Linked DNA regions of Mus musculus: regions 2 and 3 are each linked to region 1. The links are chromatin loops, found by intact Hi-C in ENCODE. Cell type or tissue: left cerebral cortex. All regions are shown on one strand. Links, peaks and the distances in the headings refer to the core of each region. The heading gives the core; the rest is flanking DNA.

What was found. Hi-C counts contacts between places; a loop is a spot of excess contacts. Peaks named below come from ENCODE experiments on the same cell type or tissue, not always from the same donor. Only the 100,000 strongest peaks of a DNase experiment are listed, where the experiment ranks them.
Region 2: a loop joins it to region 1, with 13 times the contacts of the local background. A loop is called at or near these places in 18 of 42 quality-filtered maps.
Region 3: a loop joins it to region 1, with 4 times the contacts of the local background. A loop is called at or near these places in 18 of 42 quality-filtered maps.

The regions. Positions count from the first base shown.
Region 1 is chrX:136,818,204-136,824,465 of GRCm38, forward strand. It overlaps Plp1 (proteolipid protein (myelin) 1), which reads left to right and starts at 4,555. Exons shown (of 7, transcript NM_011123.4): 1 at 4,555-4,714. The coding sequence starts at 4,711. In left cerebral cortex, for the core only: a CTCF peak has its summit at 2,279 (motif pointing left); DNase peaks (open chromatin) are centred at 2,275 and 4,611; H3K4me3 peaks cover 242 bases.
Region 2 is chrX:136,739,700-136,745,961 of GRCm38, forward strand. It overlaps Morf4l2 (mortality factor 4 like 2), which reads right to left and starts at 1,653. Exons shown (of 4, transcript NM_001168226.1): 1 at 1,511-1,653; 2 at 106-195. It overlaps BC065397 (cDNA sequence BC065397), which reads left to right and starts at 3,258. Exons shown (of 10, transcript NR_033324.1): 1 at 3,258-5,009. In left cerebral cortex, for the core only: CTCF peaks have their summits at 3,219 (motif pointing right) and 5,230 (motif pointing right); DNase peaks (open chromatin) are centred at 630, 1,011, 1,780, 2,410 and 4 more places; H3K4me3 peaks cover 2,434 bases; H3K27ac peaks cover 2,096 bases.
Region 3 is chrX:136,622,756-136,629,017 of GRCm38, forward strand. It overlaps a transcript of Tceal3 not described here. Among named protein-coding and RNA genes, the nearest start is that of n-TAtgc1, 36 kb to the left of the region's middle. In left cerebral cortex, for the core only: a CTCF peak has its summit at 2,347 (motif pointing right); DNase peaks (open chromatin) are centred at 2,339 and 4,826.

The sequences.
Region 1 (6,262 bases), core at 387-5,386:
GGCTTTGTGCCTCTGTCACACTACCTCCTGGGTCTTCATCCTTTTGGATAGCATGGATGCTTGTTTTCTCCTACAAGAAGCAGAGCTAGGGCACCCACCCCTTCCCCAACCAGCTGTGCCCTAAGGGAGTTTCCAGGGGGTTCCTACTCCCAGTAGCACCCTCATTGGCTGTATATAAGAATATGGTTGTGGGCAGGGTGAATGTCAAGTGGGACAGTGGGGGCCAGCCTAACCAGTGTACTGAGGGCTGCCTGAGATCCGTGGAAGAGACTTTAGTGGCCTGCGGACTGCTGTATTGAGGAAGTTTTCAGATGAAAAGTTAAATAAAATAAGCATGAGATCCATATAATTACCAACCACAGCCATGCTAAAGGATGTAGAGTAAAACGGCTTCCCTTAATCTCCAAATTCCCACCCCTTTCTCCAGAAGCAGCCATTTTTTAGCAGGCTAGGTGTACCATTCCAGAAATAGACATTCCCCCTCGGGAAGGTTCTCCTTTTTGTTTCTGGCTTAGTCTGAATTTTAACTGTGATGACTCTTCTTTTTTTTTCTGACTTCATATTTTAATCATATACAAAGGAGAGAAAATAATAGAACAAACCTCCATGTTCTCATGTAGTTGTAATAATTATCAACATTTGGCTCATTATTTCATTAAATCTTGTTATTACATTTTTCTGGAGTGGGCAAAGCTCAAGGATTGTGACATTTGGCTATAAAGACTTCTAAAATAAAGACTCTTTAAAAAGCATTCTTGTGGCCAGGGATGCAACTTAGTAGTATAGGCATAGAATACTGAGAGTCTGAGTTGGATTTGCAATAGCACATAAACTCAGTCAGTCTTGGTATTATAGCCACACCTAAGAAGCATCCCAGCAGTCTTTTCTATCGATTGTCTCTTCTGAATCCCACTTATTTGAAGCCCATCAAGATATATAAAACCCACTACATTTCAAACATTCACTTTATATTTTGCTTAGAGGAGTATGAAGGGTTAGGAACTTGGGTCATAGCAGCCAGAGAAGCTCGCTCGCCCATCCTCCCCTTTGCTATTCTTGTTCAGGAAAGAGGCTCTGTATTCAAGCATTCTTTCAGAGCAGAACAATTGTCCCAGCAAGTTCCAAGCAATGAATCTGGACAGAGGTATTTTCTAAAGGTACTTTTGTCTTTTGCCTATTAGGTGACTTCTGTGTACCCCATTACTCAAATGATAAAAATAAGTATATCTATAGAGTTAGGTGACTATTGACAACCAGGGAATAATTTTATTTTTGTTGTCATTAGACTTCATACATCTGCACTCTCTAATAGGGCTACCCAGGCAAAGCCAGCCAAGTTTTCAGGGTTCTAAGTGGGTTACATGGTTTCTTCCCACTGGATATTTGGCATTTCTCAGGTTTGAGTGTTCTGAGTTTATTTATCTGAATATTTTCTCTTCTAAGCGACTTTCTTACTCTATCCCAAGCTATTTGCATATCTCCCTTTTACATAAATACACAATTTACAAGTCAGCCCTGTCCATCCTTACATTGCTCCTTGAGTTACCAGAAGAACAACACCCTCACTCCCCACAACACACACTGTGCATGACCAAAGAATGCGACATCTCTGGCCCTCAGCCCTCAGTTCTCTTGGCCAAAAAGGCATGGCCAAGCCAATCGGCATAAAGTTGGGTGTGGAAAGTTCTATCTGCAAACACACAACACTTGATACATCGTCTGCCACTCTGCCAGTATTCTGTGCCAGGATTGTGAAAATTTGTAAAAGCCAGCCACTCGCCTTTCCAAATTTGGCCTGTGATGACACAGTATTGGATGGGACAAGAAAAGCCTCAGCTCTAGACGCTCTGGATGAGCCCGAGAACTCAGTCATACTGGGCCTTCTCTGTTTCCTTGTCTATCTTCCAAGTGAACATTCAGAGAAGTGAACCATCAGATTAGGCACTTACGAGCTTATCTACTTTTCAGGGAGCAAGTCACTGGACTTCTCAATGCCCTGGTTCAGTGGAGCAAAGAAAACTTGTTTGCTTTCTGGCCTTCCAGAATCTGATATGACAGGGGAGAACATGGAGGTACTATCCAGATGTTTTGTAGTTCATTGAAGACAGTTGCACAACTAAACTAAGCTGTGATCAAGGGGGCCCACGTTTTCTGGTTTACTGCTAGAACTGCATGAAGCACACTGTTTACTGGTATACTACAACCCTGCTTTGTTCTTCCTCACAGGCTCCCAAAGCAGGCAGCAGACTGCAACCATGAAGGCTCTTGGTGCCCTCTGGAGGAATGTTCAGGCATTGCAGAAGCCCAGCCAGAATGGAGACTTGTTTTTTGTTCAGCTCACTTAAGAGACCCAATGAAAGCAGAATCATAGACACAGGTAGGGTGGATGGGGTTTTCTTGGGTCAGGGAAATTCTTGAAGACTGGAAAAAAAAAGTCCTCTGAGGACTGTAACAGGAGCTTAGAAGAAGGATGCAGAGGGACTGTGCAGGCAGACTGTCATGTCAGATAGACAGAGCAACCGCAATGCACTAGATCCGAGGGAGCTGGGAACCTTAGGGGACAGGGGAGGGTGTGACATAATCGCCTGGCTGAGCACCTTTCCTAGCCATTAGCAGAAGAGCATTGCAGAAACAGAAAGATCTGCCCCATCAGTGAGGAGAGAGAAAAGGAGGGACAAGAGAAAGAGAACAGAAAATCAAATTCAGAGTAAGACAGTGGAGATGATAGAAAGGAGCAAAGAGGCCTCGGGGAATATGGTAGATAAGTTTGTGTCTGGGAGTTTACTGGGGAATTATTTCCTTCTGAGTAGCATAAACAGTCCCAGAGATGCTGCTGAGAATGGCTGAGATGCATCTGAGGAGTCAACCTGAGCGATTCCCCCCACACATAGATCAGCTTTGGCTATTGGCTTTTTGATTTCCCCACATCAGAATTCCCAAAGTTTAGGGTCAGTTCTTTTTGCCATCGTCCCTCTCCTCCAGGGCTGTCAATATAAAGAAGACCTACAGCTTCACTTCCATGACAGGCCGAGTCTGTGTCTGGAGAGCAGACCTAGGAAGGCATGGGTCTTAAGATCCTCAGCAGTCAGTCATGGCCTTAGTGTAGGATGCCCTGGGAAGCTCCTACCATACTGTTCCTCATGAGGCAGGTTCAAGGATCCCTTACCTTTCAAGTTGTACAAGAGCAAAAGATTTGTTTTAGAACCAGCCTCATACAGTCTACAATTCTGGAGTCCAGAGTTGTAGGTCCTACTCAGTTTTCCTCCTCTATTGTCTCTTATCTCAAGACAAAAACCACAGGACAAGTTCAGGAGGACATACCTTATTTTTTAGAGGTATAGAAATGACAAGTTCCACAACTTTCCTTAGAGCCATTCAGCAGTAGAATCTTGCTTCTAAATCAAGAGGGTTATGAGTGTGAGGCTTCTGAGGTGAGAGAGAAGATAGACAAAGAAACCACATAAGCGCTCCTTAAGGTGCACCTGTTTTAGAAAGGACTAGAAAAGTTTGCCTAGCTAACATCACCTTTTATATTTGGTTCCTTCACAGACGTCAGAAATCACTCTTACCATTGTAAATGGTTCACAAATACTTCCCCTCTTTTTACTGCTTGGCCATATTTTTTCATAGAATCCTCTTTGAGACAAGGACTGTATTTTCTTTCTCCCCCCCCCCCCAACTCTGACTGCTGCTTTCCCAAACGCTCCTTCCGTCTCCTTAGCCTCATCTTCACTCTGATGGGAACACTATTTCCTGGGAAGAGTTTTGACTAGCTGCTTGCCAGTTTGTGATAATGTCTTGTCTCAGAGTTCATTTTCCTTGAAAATTGCCTACATGGTCCACTCTGGCCTTTTTGTCCCTTGTGACCTTGGCACAGGTCTTGCCCTCTCCTTTGTATCTCTGTTATCCAAATGTACTCTCATTGCACGTCTGGCTTTTTTGAGCCTGGTCACACACAGTCTGTTCATAGAATCAGCAGCTGGTTCTATCTGCATTCTTCTAAAACCAAAGCTTTTGAAGAAATTATTTTAAATGACTTTTTTTCTTCCCCATTGTGTTTCCAGTGCCAGGAAGAGAAAGAATGCTTTTTTTGCTTACAGAGGAAAGGAAAGGTTCCATGGTCAAGGGCAACGAGCAGTGAGAGTTGGGTGCGGTGTGTTTGGTAGTATAGTAAGTAGGCTTTTGATTCAGACCCCCTTCTCATCAGGGCTACTATTTCACATGACTTTACATGCTCAGACCCAGGTATGACACATTTAAATGGACCCAAGGATCATTTGGGAGGATTCAAGAACCCCTCCATTTAATTTACACCCCTAATTCACACTTCCTGATTTATTTAAAGCAAAATGAAATTCTAGAGAAGCTTTAGGGGGGAAAAGAGAGAGAAAGAAAAAAAACAATTGGGAGTGAAAAGGCATAAAGAGAAGATGGAGCCCTTAAAGAAGGGAGTATCCCAAAGGAGGTGGGGACAAGGGGAGGAGAAGGGGAGGAGGAGAGGAGGAGGGAAACGAGCCTGTCTCTTTAAGGGGGTTGGCTGTCAATCAGAAAGCCCTTTTCATTGCAGGAGAAGAGGACAAAGATACTCAGAGAGAAAAAGTAAAGGACAGAAGAAGGAGACTGGAGAGACCAGGATCCTTCCAGCTGAGCAAAGTCAGCCGCAAAACAGACTAGCCAACAGGCTACAATTGGAGTCAGAGTGCCAAAGACATGGGTGAGTTTCAAAAACTCCAGCATCAAAGATGCAGGCACAGGAGTTCAACTTTGGGGCTTTGGGTTTCCAGTGGCTTAAATAAGTTGTGTTTTGGCACTTATTTTCTGTTTTAATTTCTTAGCATTTAACTGTATTAACCCCTTCTCTGCTGTGCTGAGCATACTGCTTCACTGCCAACGAATCCTGGCAGTACATGTGGTGTCTTCCAGACCTTTGGAAAATGCACACAGGTTGGCTATGATCATGTGGCTTCTTACCCCTCACTTCCTTGTCCTCTCTCCTTTCCCCGATCTTAAGGCCCTGATTATGGTCAGGTTGTGTGGGACCCCTTGTTCTGCTGGAGGCAACTTGAATATTGACTAAGCTACAAATGCATTAAGTACTTGCTTCCCTGATACAAACTTCAAAGCATGTTTTGCATCAGTAGGATGTGGAGGAATGGGGAAAATTGGACTCAGACTTGGCAGTGCCTATAGTGGACATTCCAGGTTCAGAAAATGAAAATACAGTTCACAGTGGTTTTACCATGCGGAATAGATATGGATTGTATGTGCTTGTGTATGCTTGTGTGTACGGATGCATGTGAGCACACACATATAGGACAACATTTCTAGTATCATGGACTTACCCTTAATCCCAGATATAACAAGGAGGCTTCTATCTAAAGGCTTTTGTTAAGTTGTCTGAGACCTGAGGGTTTTTCTATGTTCCACAACTATGGAAGATGTAAAATTCTGCTGTCCAGCAGTGCCTGTTCAGAGTAAGGTGTGTGGGGCATAAGGGTCTTTGCCTAGGTAAGATGCTGCAGAGATAGGTACTTATTGCTCACATGTGGGGAAGATAAAAGTAGCAACTTGAACACATCCTGAAGGAGAGGAGATTCAGTTTTCCTGTGTGTTCACCGTGCAACTTTGTAACCAGTAAAAAGATCCACAGAAGTAGTTTTTCAATTAGAAACTGAACTGTTGTTAACCTTGGCTTTTTTCATCTCAAGTCACTGAGGGAACTGTTACAAGTATATATGTAGGCAGGATAGTTAAGAGGGTGGCGTCTTAGACTACTGGTCCAAACAACCAGGTTTGGATCTCAGCTCAGTCTCTAAGGAACTCTGCAAAATTAGGCATGTCACCATGAATCACCATTTCATCATCTGGTAGACAGGGGCAACAATAACTGTTTTGTCTACTTTCAGGGTGGAAGATCAAGTAATAAGGATGTGGCAGCCCTGTCAGTGTAGAGAAGTCCTATAAACCCTGTAAATTCTGATGACAACGACTACTCTGCACCAGTGCATATCTAGGCTAACCCTTCCTCTTTGCAAGGTTGTCTTTGTGCATACCTTGTATGTAAGAAACATTTGATCTCGTAAATGTAGCAAGATGGGAAAAAGTCACTTCCTGCTCTGGACCCAGGAACCCTATCTAACATTCATGTGGCTGATTAAATAGGTTGTTCTTTCAAAACAGAGGAGGAGTGTAAGTTGAATTACTTCCTCAGGGGATAAGGCCCTGAAGAGATAAAGACAGGAAGAGAGAAAATGACCAGAGG
Region 2 (6,262 bases), core at 432-5,431, 78 kb before region 1:
CACTTTCTCAGATGGCAGCTTATTAATCTTCAAAATACTGCTACACATCTAAGAAGGTTGTGATATAGCTGGTCTGTAAACTGAGGCCAGAAGGAAGGCACTTACCCTGTATTCTGCAACCAGGAATGGTTCTGCAACCAGGGTCAGATCTCCTGATCCTTACTGTATAGCAAACTTAGCTTTTCTGATGATGACCTAGAAGGTCAAACAAAGAGATGGAAAAGGACATAAAAAGATATGAGATGGTGACTTTCCTTTCCATCAGTAAATAAAATTTTATCTCACACAAAGGACATCAAAGCTGATAATGTAGAAATTCTATTTTTCTTGTAGTTTTATTTTCAGATAAATGTACTTTCTTGTATGTTTATCAATTTTGGAAAAAAATTAATTAATTTCTATTAAGGATAATGTGAAATAAATAAAATTGTAAAAGAACAGCAGTACAAACGGCTGCGAATCCTTCATCCAGCTCCAACAATTACCAACTGAAGGCCATCTTGTTTCATCTGTAACCCCACCCACTGCTCCCCCCCCCACGGTTTTTTAAGCTATCGGGAAAAAAATGACTTCAGAATTCCAGAATATTTCAAATATATACCATGGGAAAAAAAGACAAATCCAGGAAACCCCATCTGCCCACCCCTCACTTTAAATGATTAATCTAGGGTCCTGATGATACCCCTCCCCTCGCTGTCTATCGCTGAAATTATCCTGAAGCAGACCCTAGTCATCCATGGATTTTGAAGCCATTTTCTGACATCATTTAATCCCTAAGCATTTCTATTTCTTTCCACAAAATAAAGCATTCTGAAAACAGAACCACATCGCCACCATAAGCATTAAAAAAATTAATAATTTGACACCGATTTCATTGAAGAATATTAATCCTGCATTTAAAAATCCCCGATACGTCTTCAAGAAAATTTTACAATTGGTGTGCTCGAATCAGGATTCAAACAAGGCCTACTCCTCGCATGTGCTTCAGGAGGTCGTTCTCAATCGCTTTCCCCCCCTACATCCTTTTTCTTTTTGACTTAATGTGGGAAAATTCCGACCCCCACATTCTATTAGCAATTATGAGCTAGCAATTATTTTTATCAGGAAGGCTTAATAAATGCCTGTCGTCATAATTTCTTCTAAGAAAGAGGATGATGTACAGAAAAAGATACGATATCGAGCAAATTTGCGTAATTTAAAATTTTTCATCGCCTCTAGAAATATCTTTAGTAACAATTGCTACTACCTTTCGGGGACAGGCTTCACACCGAATGCCTCACACGCACTATTTTACTAGGCACATCTGAATCCGCGTCTGAGATAGCTACTATTACCATTTTACAAACATGGAAACCGAGACACAGAAAAGAGCCTTGCCCAAGCTGGGCGTTGGCGAGCAGGAATACGAATTCCGCTTTTCCTGAATGAGAAGGCACGAGTTAATCCTATCCATAAGTCAAGAAGAAAAGAGGAAATCATCTACCCTTCCTCCCCACCCCCACCCCGAAACCTGAAACGAGAATCCAGCTCTCTCCAGCAGCCGACGTGTGATCACTGCTGCTCCTCCAACCGCCATAGTAAAGCCAGGTTTCTCTGGCAACTGATATCCATAGGCAGACACGTCACCCTGGAGGCGGGCTTAGCCCATCAGCCAATCCTAGCCGTCTTGTCTGAGTTTTAGAATGTTCCATACCCAGATGATTGGACAGCCGCCCCCACGTCAGCAGTGACACTCAGCCGCAGTAAAGGCGGGTGCTAGCAACCTGCTTCTTCATGCTTAGGGCCGACTGCAAACCAATTAGCATCCTTCTTCAGTGAGGGCTCCCGCCAATGGCGATGGTTCTTTTAGGATCTTAGCCCGCCCTCCAAGTGCGCTCCAGCCGTTGGGTCAGAAGTCTATAGGGCAGCGCGTTCACGTGGCCCGTCTTCACGACCCAGAGTTCCCCTGACCGTGGGTTTTTTTTTTCCCCCCCTCGCGCTCGCCTTCTCTCCTGCAGGGAGGCATTATGGGTTTGTGGGTCCGCTCCCCTCCCCCGCCCCCGCCCCGCTGGGAAAGGAAGTGCCGACGTGGCTGGCGGAAACAGGCTAGGCGGAAATGAGCTAAGGTTCCCGCGAGTGGGAAGAGCGAGGGCAGACCCGGGGCCACGCCCCCGAGCCTGTTGCGCAACTCGCGGACCTGGGGAGAGAGGAAAAAAAAACACCAACGCCCCCCCAAAAAAACCAAAGGCAAAGGAATGGTGAAGGTTTTGAGGTGTGAGGCGTGTGAGGGTGGTGAGTGCCACTGGGCGGATGCCTGGATGCTTTGGAGAAACGGGGTGTCTGCGCGCACGCGGGCGCAGGCAGGCTCGCGTGGCTGTGGAGTGTGGGTGTGGGCGCACAGCCGCCCTCGTGGCGCTGGCGATGATGGGTGTGCGCAGGCGTGCTGCCCTGGTGGGGACGGGAGGGGCCGTGTGTGAGTGTGTGTGTGTGTGTGTGTGTGTGTGTGTGTGCGCGCGCGCGCGTGAGCGTAGGCGAGGTCCCTCATTTTGGTGGATTTTTCTGCCTTTTTTATGTTTGCAAACTGCATTAATAAAACTGAGAATAACTAGGACAGTGCTAGTATCTAAAGGAAAGGGCTTCTGTAAGAAAAGGCCTGCCGATTTAATCAAATTCCTTTCTTTTCTTTGCCTTTTTTCGTTTTTTTGTTTGTTTTTGAGGCCTGTTGTAACTAGGTAGCCCTGGCTGGCCTGGAACTCGGAGATCCACCTGTCCCTTCACGGCCTTCGAGCGCTGGGATTAAAAGCATGCGCCACTCCACCCAGTCCGATTTAATTTTAGACCCTAGAGATGATCATTATTCCCACATTATAGTCCACCAAAATAAACTTCTTCCATGGTTAAGATTCAGAACTATATTAGTAACGTAAAAGGGCGTTTCTTTCAAGTTTCCAGTTGTACACCCCCTCCTCTCTGTCCCCAAGGCCTCCCCTTTGCCCTTCACCAAATTTACTGCGAATCTCCCTTATGCCCCCTCACCAGGTTTATCGCTAAATTGGCACACAAAATTTTAATGAAAACATAGGCAACTAAATTCCCCAGTGATAGAGACAACTCCAGTTTCCTGTGGGTGGTGAGCCTCACCTACCTTTTTTCCTAATCTCCAAGCGGAGTGATCAAATACACATTCGGCCAATTTTCCAGAAAGTTCACTGGCTGAGCAGTAAACCTCTTGAATCTGCCGCTAGATGTCACCAAATCCCAGCCAAAGGAGTTACTGCTTGGTTCCCAGGGATTGTGAGATTGATTTTTTTGCTCCACCCACTTCTTATTTTATGGGCTCCCTAATCTCTGGCTGACTCATATATATATCTTAAATTCCTAAAGATGAATAAGATCAAGTTCTGTGAAGTAACAGTACTAGGCAAGGAATTATATATCCGAAAATTCTGGTTAATTTCCTTAAGCAAAAAAAAAAAAAAAAAAAAAAGTCACCTGTTCTGGCACATCTTTTGTTTTTTCTCAGGATTGATAAATGGGCCTAAATTCTGATGCTAAAACCCTTCGTGAGCTGTGGCGCAGCCGCAGTATCAGCGCTTGGGAGGAAGAAGGGCCGCAAATTAAAGGCCAGCTTAGATTACATATTGAGGCCCCGTCACTACATAAATAAACCAATGAAAGAATATTCTTTTTGCTCACTTTTTTCCCCTCTTGAAATTTTTATCAGGTACGTGTGTTGGCCCCTCAGGTTTATGTAGTGGTTCTGTGCTGTCCGGAGTGAGAAGGTAGGTACTTAATATACCAAAAGTTATATTTTATCACGGTGAGAGTCATCACACAGTTAAAACTCTTAGTTCCTAACTACAGTTTTAAGCCTGTTCCCCCCTGAGGGAGCTCACCTGTGTGACGGACCTTACCTGAAGATCAGGCCTAGTCTCCGATGCAGGCGCCTAGGGAGACTCTCCAGCCACAAGGGCGGCTCAAGGTGTCTCTCCAGGTGTGCAGCGAAAGACCGATGCTTTCTATCTCCCTCCTTATATACTCACAGTCCAGCGGGCGTCATGGGATTCTTGTCCCGTGTCTGGTTATCTTAGCGACTGATGTCATTGGGGGCTGGTTATCAGGTACAGCCTTGGGGGTAGTGGAGTTCCTGACTAAGCTGTTTTTCGAAGACAAAGGGCATTTTCTCCCCTACTATTCTCGTTACAATTCCGAAAAAAAAAAAAACGTGGTTGTGTCTTTTAAAGTCGATAGTAAGTAGGAAAGCATTTCACTTAGGTTTCACAGCGCATAATGATGTCGCCTTGAGGGTTTTTTTTTTTCTCGATGTACCTGTGTGACCTGTGCATTTCGCGGCTAAAGTTCACCTTCATTTAGGTCTTTTCCCTCTGTTGCGGTTCACCCTATTTTCTATGGAAGGATCTCACTGAACTCAGAGTTTACTACATGGGCTATACTGGCTTGTCAGTGAGCTCCCAGGATCTGCCCATTTCTACCAACAGTCCCCCTTAAAATACGGGGGTTATAGATAGGTGCCCCATGTTCGGCTTTTATATACGTGCTGGGGAACTGAACTTAGGCCCTCATGCTTGAGCAGCAGACCCCCTACATCTCCCGAGTCAGACCATCAATTTTTAATATTTTCTCTATTTCAGATGTTGTTTTAAATCCTTCCCATAGGTATTTCTTTTTTCTTAACAAAATTCTACTACACTATAATCAGCCAAAAAAAAATAGGTTTTAGTTACTAATTATATGTATTTGTACACACGGGTGAAGGATTTTTAATTTTTTTAAATTTTACTGTTTTTAATTAGGCATACATCTACATGTGTGTATGTGACATGTGTTCAGAAGTCAGAGGCACTGGGTCCTCCGGAGCTGGAATTCCTGGCTGTTCTGAGACACCTGACATGGATGCTGGGAACCTAACTTGGGTCCTCTGGTAGAGCCGTCTCTCCAGCCACAACAGTGAAAGGTTGTCTTAAAGCAGTTCTCCAACTCAGACAAATCAGAAGCATCAGTAAAACCCAGTAAGTTATCAGAATATGAGATTCGTAGGCTCTACTTTACGGCTCATAAATCAAAGGCTTTCCGGGTGGGGCTTGGCAATCCACGCCAGTACAGATTGTTCTAGTGAATCCATGCACTCGAAAATTTGAGAACCACTGCTTTGGGCGGGGCGGGTGGGGGAGGGGAGCTAAAATGCAATACTTTTTTTTGTACACCACTAGAGGGTGCCATAGAATGTAAAGCCAAATGTGTTCTGATATACCCTGCATAGTATCAGTCTTGTTTTGCAGACTAAGAAATGTGTAGGTGTCACCATCAGTGTTCCCCTTTCAGAGTCTGAAACAAACTGGACGTTATATATTGTTCCCTGCTTTGACTGATGTTGACAAACCATTAAGATGATGATAGGAAAGCAAACCAAGTATGGCGAAGTAACTTGATGCTTTTGATGCATTTCCCCCTCTCTATTCTAGGGTATCACACAAAAGCTCAGGACTGTTCTCCTTATCTCTTACCTTTCAGTGCTCTTTCTATCCTGCAGTTACCATTTTTAGTCTATGTCATAATGTTTTATGTATGATAAACACAGTTTTGAAAACCCATTTATGGGTCACTCACTCTATTGCTCTATACACTCTAGTTCTACTAATAAGCTTATAGCTTAGGTGACACTTTGTGTTATTTTATAGTGATGAAAATGAGTTCTTGTATCCAGTTATTTCCATTCATATGTAATTTACAAGTAATAAATGAATACTTTTACTGCGTTACTAGATAATTCCTGGCATTTGGGATTCTTGTATTGAGCTTTCTAGTTCTCTGATTTAGATCCTATTTAAGTGATTTTGATTTTGATTTTTTATTTGTGATATATTGATGCTTTTTGACCCAAGAGAAAATGTGGAGAAGTTTTTCTGTTGTATTTTGACCAGTTTTGAATTTGACACCAGACATGTACCCTTTAGGCCTCCTCCTCTAAGTCATTCCAATGGTAGAATGTTGGCTCCTTTGAGCACTGTTAGAACCAGTTCAAGGAATTCAACATTGAGTGAAGCTGAACAAGTATTATGACACACCACATTGTGGTCCTTTTAGAATAACTGTGCATTTGAAAACAGATGTGTTTCAGATTTCAAAGTTATTCAAGTTTCAATTATTTCTTGCAACAAGTTCTCTTAAATTTTCTAAACTTTAGTGTCACCACCTATTACATGGAAAGAAACGTTTCATGATCTTAACAGCTACCCTGTATAATACCGTATGCAGCTAGCAC
Region 3 (6,262 bases), core at 432-5,431, 200 kb before region 1:
AGACTAAAGCGAGAGATTTGGGGTTAACCCGGATACAGAGTGAATACAATGTCCTGATACAGAGTGAATTCAGTGTCATCCTGGGCTACATCTACATAACCGGAACCTGCCATATATATATATATATATATATATATATATATATATATATATATATATATATATATATATATATTCCATACATGTATATATTCTGCATATATGTATATGGAATACACACACACATATTCATTCCAGTTTCAACTCAAGTATGAGGGTTTTCATTCCAGTTTCAACTCAAGTATGAGGGTTTTCAAGGTGACAGAAGTATCTGAAAGTTATTCCAGTGGTGCACAATGCTATATATATTTACCGAAAAATATCCTTAAAAAGTGTGTTGGGGGATGTTTTGTTATTAAAATAAGGTCTCATTCTGTAGCCCACACTGGCCTCAACCTTGTGGTGATCTTCCTACCTCATCTTCCCAAGTATCAGAATTAGCGGTGTGAATCATAACATCTGACTTATACGTGTCTTTAAATATTAAATAGTCTTTAAATTAGTTTGCATAAAAAGAAACAGATTTGAAATCCTCCTCCCTAAGGACTGGCCTTCATGGTACCAGAAAGCCCCATGTAGACTTTCAAAGGAGGGAAGCAACCTACAGTCCTACCCAGCTGTGATGCCCGTGAACCACATCAGTGACCAGCATGGCACAATAACCCCAAGGGTACCATAGTGGTGCTCATAAGTTGGCTCTCTAAATGGACGTAAGATCAGCTCATTAAGAGAAAGACCATGACTGGTACTGTGATCCTAGCCAACTACCCAGGGCTAGTAAAGTCATGAATCTTGGAGGAGAACCTGTAGCCACCACTTTACTAAACCATCATAATCCCCAAATATATTCTAAACATTTGTCCTTATACCCACAGATAAGTAGTCCTCACACCTCATCAAGGAAGCTTTCTTTGCAACAGACAGAGAACACTACAGAAAATCACAGACAATCAAAATGCAGAGTTGTGGCGTTCAGTCCAACTGGCTATATCTACAAAACAACTCTCACACCTAAAGTTGAGGGACCATTTAATAAGAGGGAGCAGGAAGATTGTAAGAGTCATAGGAGCAGGGAATTTGTTGTGAGATTTGTGTCTCCTTTAAGGTACACCCATAATATTCCTATCAACATGACTGCCTAAACATGAGCTGAGCAAGGACAACAGTAACAGACACGCTAAAGTAGATGGGGAAAATTTATCAGGCCCCAACCCTACGCACAGAACTACTGACAACTAAAACATGCTGAGAATGGGAGAAATAGTTTTCCCCAGAGAAAAGCATTCCAATTGGTTATCCAGCACCAAATGATCAGCCCTGAAATCATAGACATACAAGGAACATTGAGCAAGTTGTGTTTATGTATTTACTAATATATATGTATGTACATATATGTATGTAACAACAATTAATGACAAAAGGAGGTCGTGAATTTGAAAAAGAGTAAGGAGGGATATGTGGGGGAGGGGTTGAAGGGATAAAAGGGAAGTGGAGAAAGATATATTATACTCTCCAAAAATAAAATAATTTTAAGTTGTTAAAACCTTGTCTCCTGTGCGAGAGGAACAACCACTCTTTTGCATGTAAAGACAGCCCGATGCACATGTGATATGTAAACACTAATATTTATAGAAGCTGGCTATACCCTGGTACATCTGATTCTGTCCTGTGTTCTTCCAACCATTGACCTCCTCTTCTTGACATACTTCCCTAGGTTACTGAATATATTTTGTAAGTATATACATAATACCCGTTTTATAGTTTTTAGAGGACATTTTGGGAAAAAATGTAGAAAAGTGATTTAGAATGTATTTGTTTATATATGTGCATGGGTACTGAAACTGCAGTTTAATTTTAGAAATGTAAAGAAATTAAATTTTATCATAAAACTAAAGATAAAATAAACTTGGTATTCATTCTAAAGAAGTAACAAGTTTATATGAAATTGTAAACAAAAGCTGCATTGTATAGGTATTTAAAATATATTTATATGCAACTAGGATCATTATAAAAGCAAAAAGAGGTTACAAAACCCACAAGTGGCCTGGATTAACTTTTGATTTTTGCTCTCTTCCCTTCAGACCCATACATGAAAATGAAAATCAATAATTTTGTTCCTCTGGCATGGTCTTCAACTCAGCACGTTGTTAGGAAGTACCCTCCGTCTGGTGGCTTTAGTAGTCTTATACAGGGGAAAGAATTATCTCCCTTTACCCATTCAGACTTCCAGAAAGCTCTATGATCAGAATTCACCTCGGCCCCTCCCTCCCACTTCGCTCAGCAGGCTTCCTGCTGCAGTCTAAGTTTTGATCACCAGGTGGCAAAAGTGCGCCACCCATAGCAGCTAGGTACAAAGAAGGTTCCATAATCAGAAAAAAAAAATACCTTTTAAAATAAGCTTATCCACAATAAGAAAAAAAATACCTTTTAAAATGAGCTTATAAACACGATTCTAATTATTTTGAAGGTAGAAACTGTATATGTAAAAGCATATCATAAAATCACATACATGAAAATCAGGAGATAATTCTATCATGCTTATCACAGTAGCAGGCACCGGACTCCAGGGAGGTTTTTAGTAGAGGAAGAGGATGCTGGCTACCGCTGTGTCTATAGTGTCCTAGAGAAAGGGTGGCAGACAAGGATTGGACAAAGGCCTAGGAAGAATGTCCAAGGGTGGGATAGTGGAAGGTAAACCCAGTGGTATCTGGGATGGGGCGTCAACCTACAGTGAATGTCTGGTAGATCTGGAGACACCAGGAAAGAGAAAATGGCGCTAGCTGCTTTAATAATACGTACGAAGTTGTCAGACAACTGCAATTATAGGAAATGGTTCATTTCAGCACACTTGTTAGTTTTTGTAAAAATGTTTTCCTTCGCATTGAAATGAGAAAAAGAAGTCATAAATGGTGGCACACATCTGTAAGCCCAGCACTTAGGAGACCGAGACAGAAAGATTGACAATTAGAGATGGGCCTGAGAAAGCACTGTAAGTTACAGACCCGCCTGAGCTGGACTCTCAAATCAAAATAAAGAACAACAATAAAATGAAATTAGATACAGGCATCAAGTGTGAAGCAGAAGAAAGTTTTCACGTTTCATGGTGACCAGGAAGCTGAGTAAAACGACATGGGCTTGGAGCTTGCCTCCAAATTCCAGAGTTCTCTGGACGTGCTGAACTAATGAAAGGAATCCTTTGCAACTATTACAGAAACATCTGGAATGGAGGTTTCTCTCCCTCCCTCCCACATGTACTGAGATAAAAGTGCACCTGGGAATGCTGAGGGTCCCCTTCAGGGGTAAAGAGCAGGATCTCAGGAGATGAGCCTGAGCCTGTTTATCTGTGATAAAGGCCAGGCCAGGCTGAGGAAACGCCCTGTGTGCAGGTCACACCGTGGGGCATTGGTGGCTTTTAACTGTTGGGACACAGCAACAGGGTCTGGCTGAGCTTTAGATCTAAGGCAGGCACCATGAAAATCATTCCTGCTTTCCTTGCCTAATGGGTACACAGACAGCCACAGTAGGGAAGCCATATCTCTCTGGCACCCTTTGTGTTCCCAACGTTAGAGTCAGGAAGGGCTTCATGTTCTTGGGTCTTTCATAGTGTGCTAAGAGATGTTTCACGTCATGCTTCCAAGCAAACCCAAATCAGGTGCCCACCTGGGAAGACAGACCATGTATGCCTTGATGTGGGAAGCTCACTGGTGCTAGGTGTGCTTAGTGGCTGCCCTTGAATGGTTCGGCATGTTAATATCTATGTAGGAAAATGCTAGGCCTGTCCCACTATCAAACGTCCTTGAATCTATCCAGAGGATCTATCCAATGGATAATTTCACCTTTGTCCTGCCTGCACCGGGATAAAAATGCATACAATAATCTGTAGGGATTTTTTTCATTTGTCAGCAATTCAATATTAGTTGAACGCAAGACCTACACTGTTCTACTAGAGGTGATCCGTCATTGCCCTAGTAAGCACAAAGGACGAGGGATAAATATGTGGCCTTGCAGTCTGAAAGGTGCTCCCCACCCCGACCCTTTGAAACTTCACAAGTGGCCTGTATTCTCTGTAGCATTCTTCTCTTCTCACACACTCCCTACCCCACACGTTCAGCTCAGGTCTCTTGGCCGAAGCAGACGTTCTCTCTTCAAGGTCACAAATTTTCTTTTAATCATGAGGCACAGTTCCTTGTTGATATAAATGTTAGAATATTACTTTAATGGTGTCCTATCATATGCTCAGTTGTACAGATTGTCTCTCTCCCTTAACAAGAAGTCTTTGACAGTTCCTCTGGAGCTGGAGCACAATGTCCTGGGTGTGAATGCAAGCCTTCCTCCTCCCTAACTCTGCAGCCTTGAGCACCGTCCTTATCCTCACTGCCCGCGGTGTTTCAACTATGGTGCACAGTGAGGGTTAGCAACACTGTCCATCTTCAAAGCCTGCTCTGAACACTGCACGACTCAACACTTTAAAAGAGTACGGTGCATAAGACATTTTTGTCAATTTTAAAGTTTGGCTTTATGTTCCATTGTTACTAATTTTTTTTTTTTACTACCATGACAAAGCACATCCTACTGGCTCCCAATCAGTTACACTTGAGATGTTAGTGCTGAACAGTGTGGATGCCTAGGACGGGCCCCATCAAATCACCACACACTTCAGTGCATAAGCCAACTGGAGTTTCTTTTCTTGCTAAGCCTCCATAGGAGATTCCTTCTTTGCCTCTCTTCCAGCTTTTCTGATACAACACTGCTTTCCTGGATTTGGTGGTGGTATCACTGCAAGTTCAGTCTTCTGGGATCTCCCCTTTATATGGCAGAGTTCCCTGTTCTTGTTAGGAAAACTACAGTTTTTAGATTCTAAATCCAGGATAAGCTTTTCTCAAGATTCTAAATTGCACCGTCATGGATTCATTTTCCAGAAAAGCTGTGCTCACGAGGCACTGGGGACTAAGGCTTGCTTGAATCTCTTTTGGTGATGCAATTCAGACCACTCTGGTTACAAACAACAGTGTAGTTAAAACGACAATGAGATCATACAGTTTGTACCTAAATGGAAAAAAAAAAAAACAACAACAATTCATCCTAAAGAATTCTTATGGTGTACTATGAAAAGATGACAGCATTAGCAGGGCTTAATTTGAGTGTTATTTTGGGGAGATGTTTTATATGACCTCACAGATCTTCTAATAACACATATCACTCATGTAAATACATTAGTAAAGTTGTTGAGCACAAATGTTTGCTGTACTACCTACAGAAAAGCTACTTACTTCAAAATGACAACATAGGAAAGGAGAAAAGATTTCTGGTAGTGCTGTATAAAATACTGCAGACCTATTTTTCAAAGTTCCCAAATATGACTTTTTTCTTTTAAAGTATTTTACCAAAGTGCCCAGTTAACTGAGAAAACCAGTTACACTTATTTTACTGAGCCTTGATTAAGAAAAACACTGGTCTTGTCACCAAGAAACAGTTAAGTAGCACCTATTGGTTAGAGGTATTTACCTGTGACCTGCATGACCTCTGTTCATTTCTGACCCTCATCACTCACTGGCTGTGCCATCTCCATTTAGTTTTCATATGTTTTTAAAAAATATATTTCTGGTTTTTAATGTATCCTTTTCCTTTTTAAAGTGTATTTGTTTTACATATTTTATGTATACAAGAGCTTTGTTTTCATGTATGCCTGCACACCAGAAGGCTTCAGATCACATTATAAATGGTTGTGAGATGCCATGTGGGTACTAGGAATTGTACTCAGGAGCTCTAGAAGAGCAGCCAGTGCTTTTAGGCATTGAATCATCTCTCTAGTCCCTGGTTATGATATTTTTAGTCATTAAAATATTAAATTCTGAGTTACTAGCAATAGAAAGTCTTAAATTAGTAAGTATAATCTTGGCATTGACAATAGTGTAGGAACACTGAGGAAATCAGGAATAAATATTAACCAAATTAGTTACTGTTTTTTATACTGTCTTAGTCACTGTTCTATTGCTGTGGAGACACCATAACCAAATCAATTCTTCTGAAAGAAAGCATGTAATTGGGGGCTTGCTTACAGTTTAGAATTCATAGGTTCTTAGTGTCATGGTGGGAAGCATGGCAGCATGGAGCAGGAGCTGAAAGCTACATCTGGATCCCCAGGCAGCAGGAAAAGAGAAAGCCTTGGCCTGGCAAGGACTTTTCAAACTTCAAAGCCCACACTCAATGACACAGTCCTCCA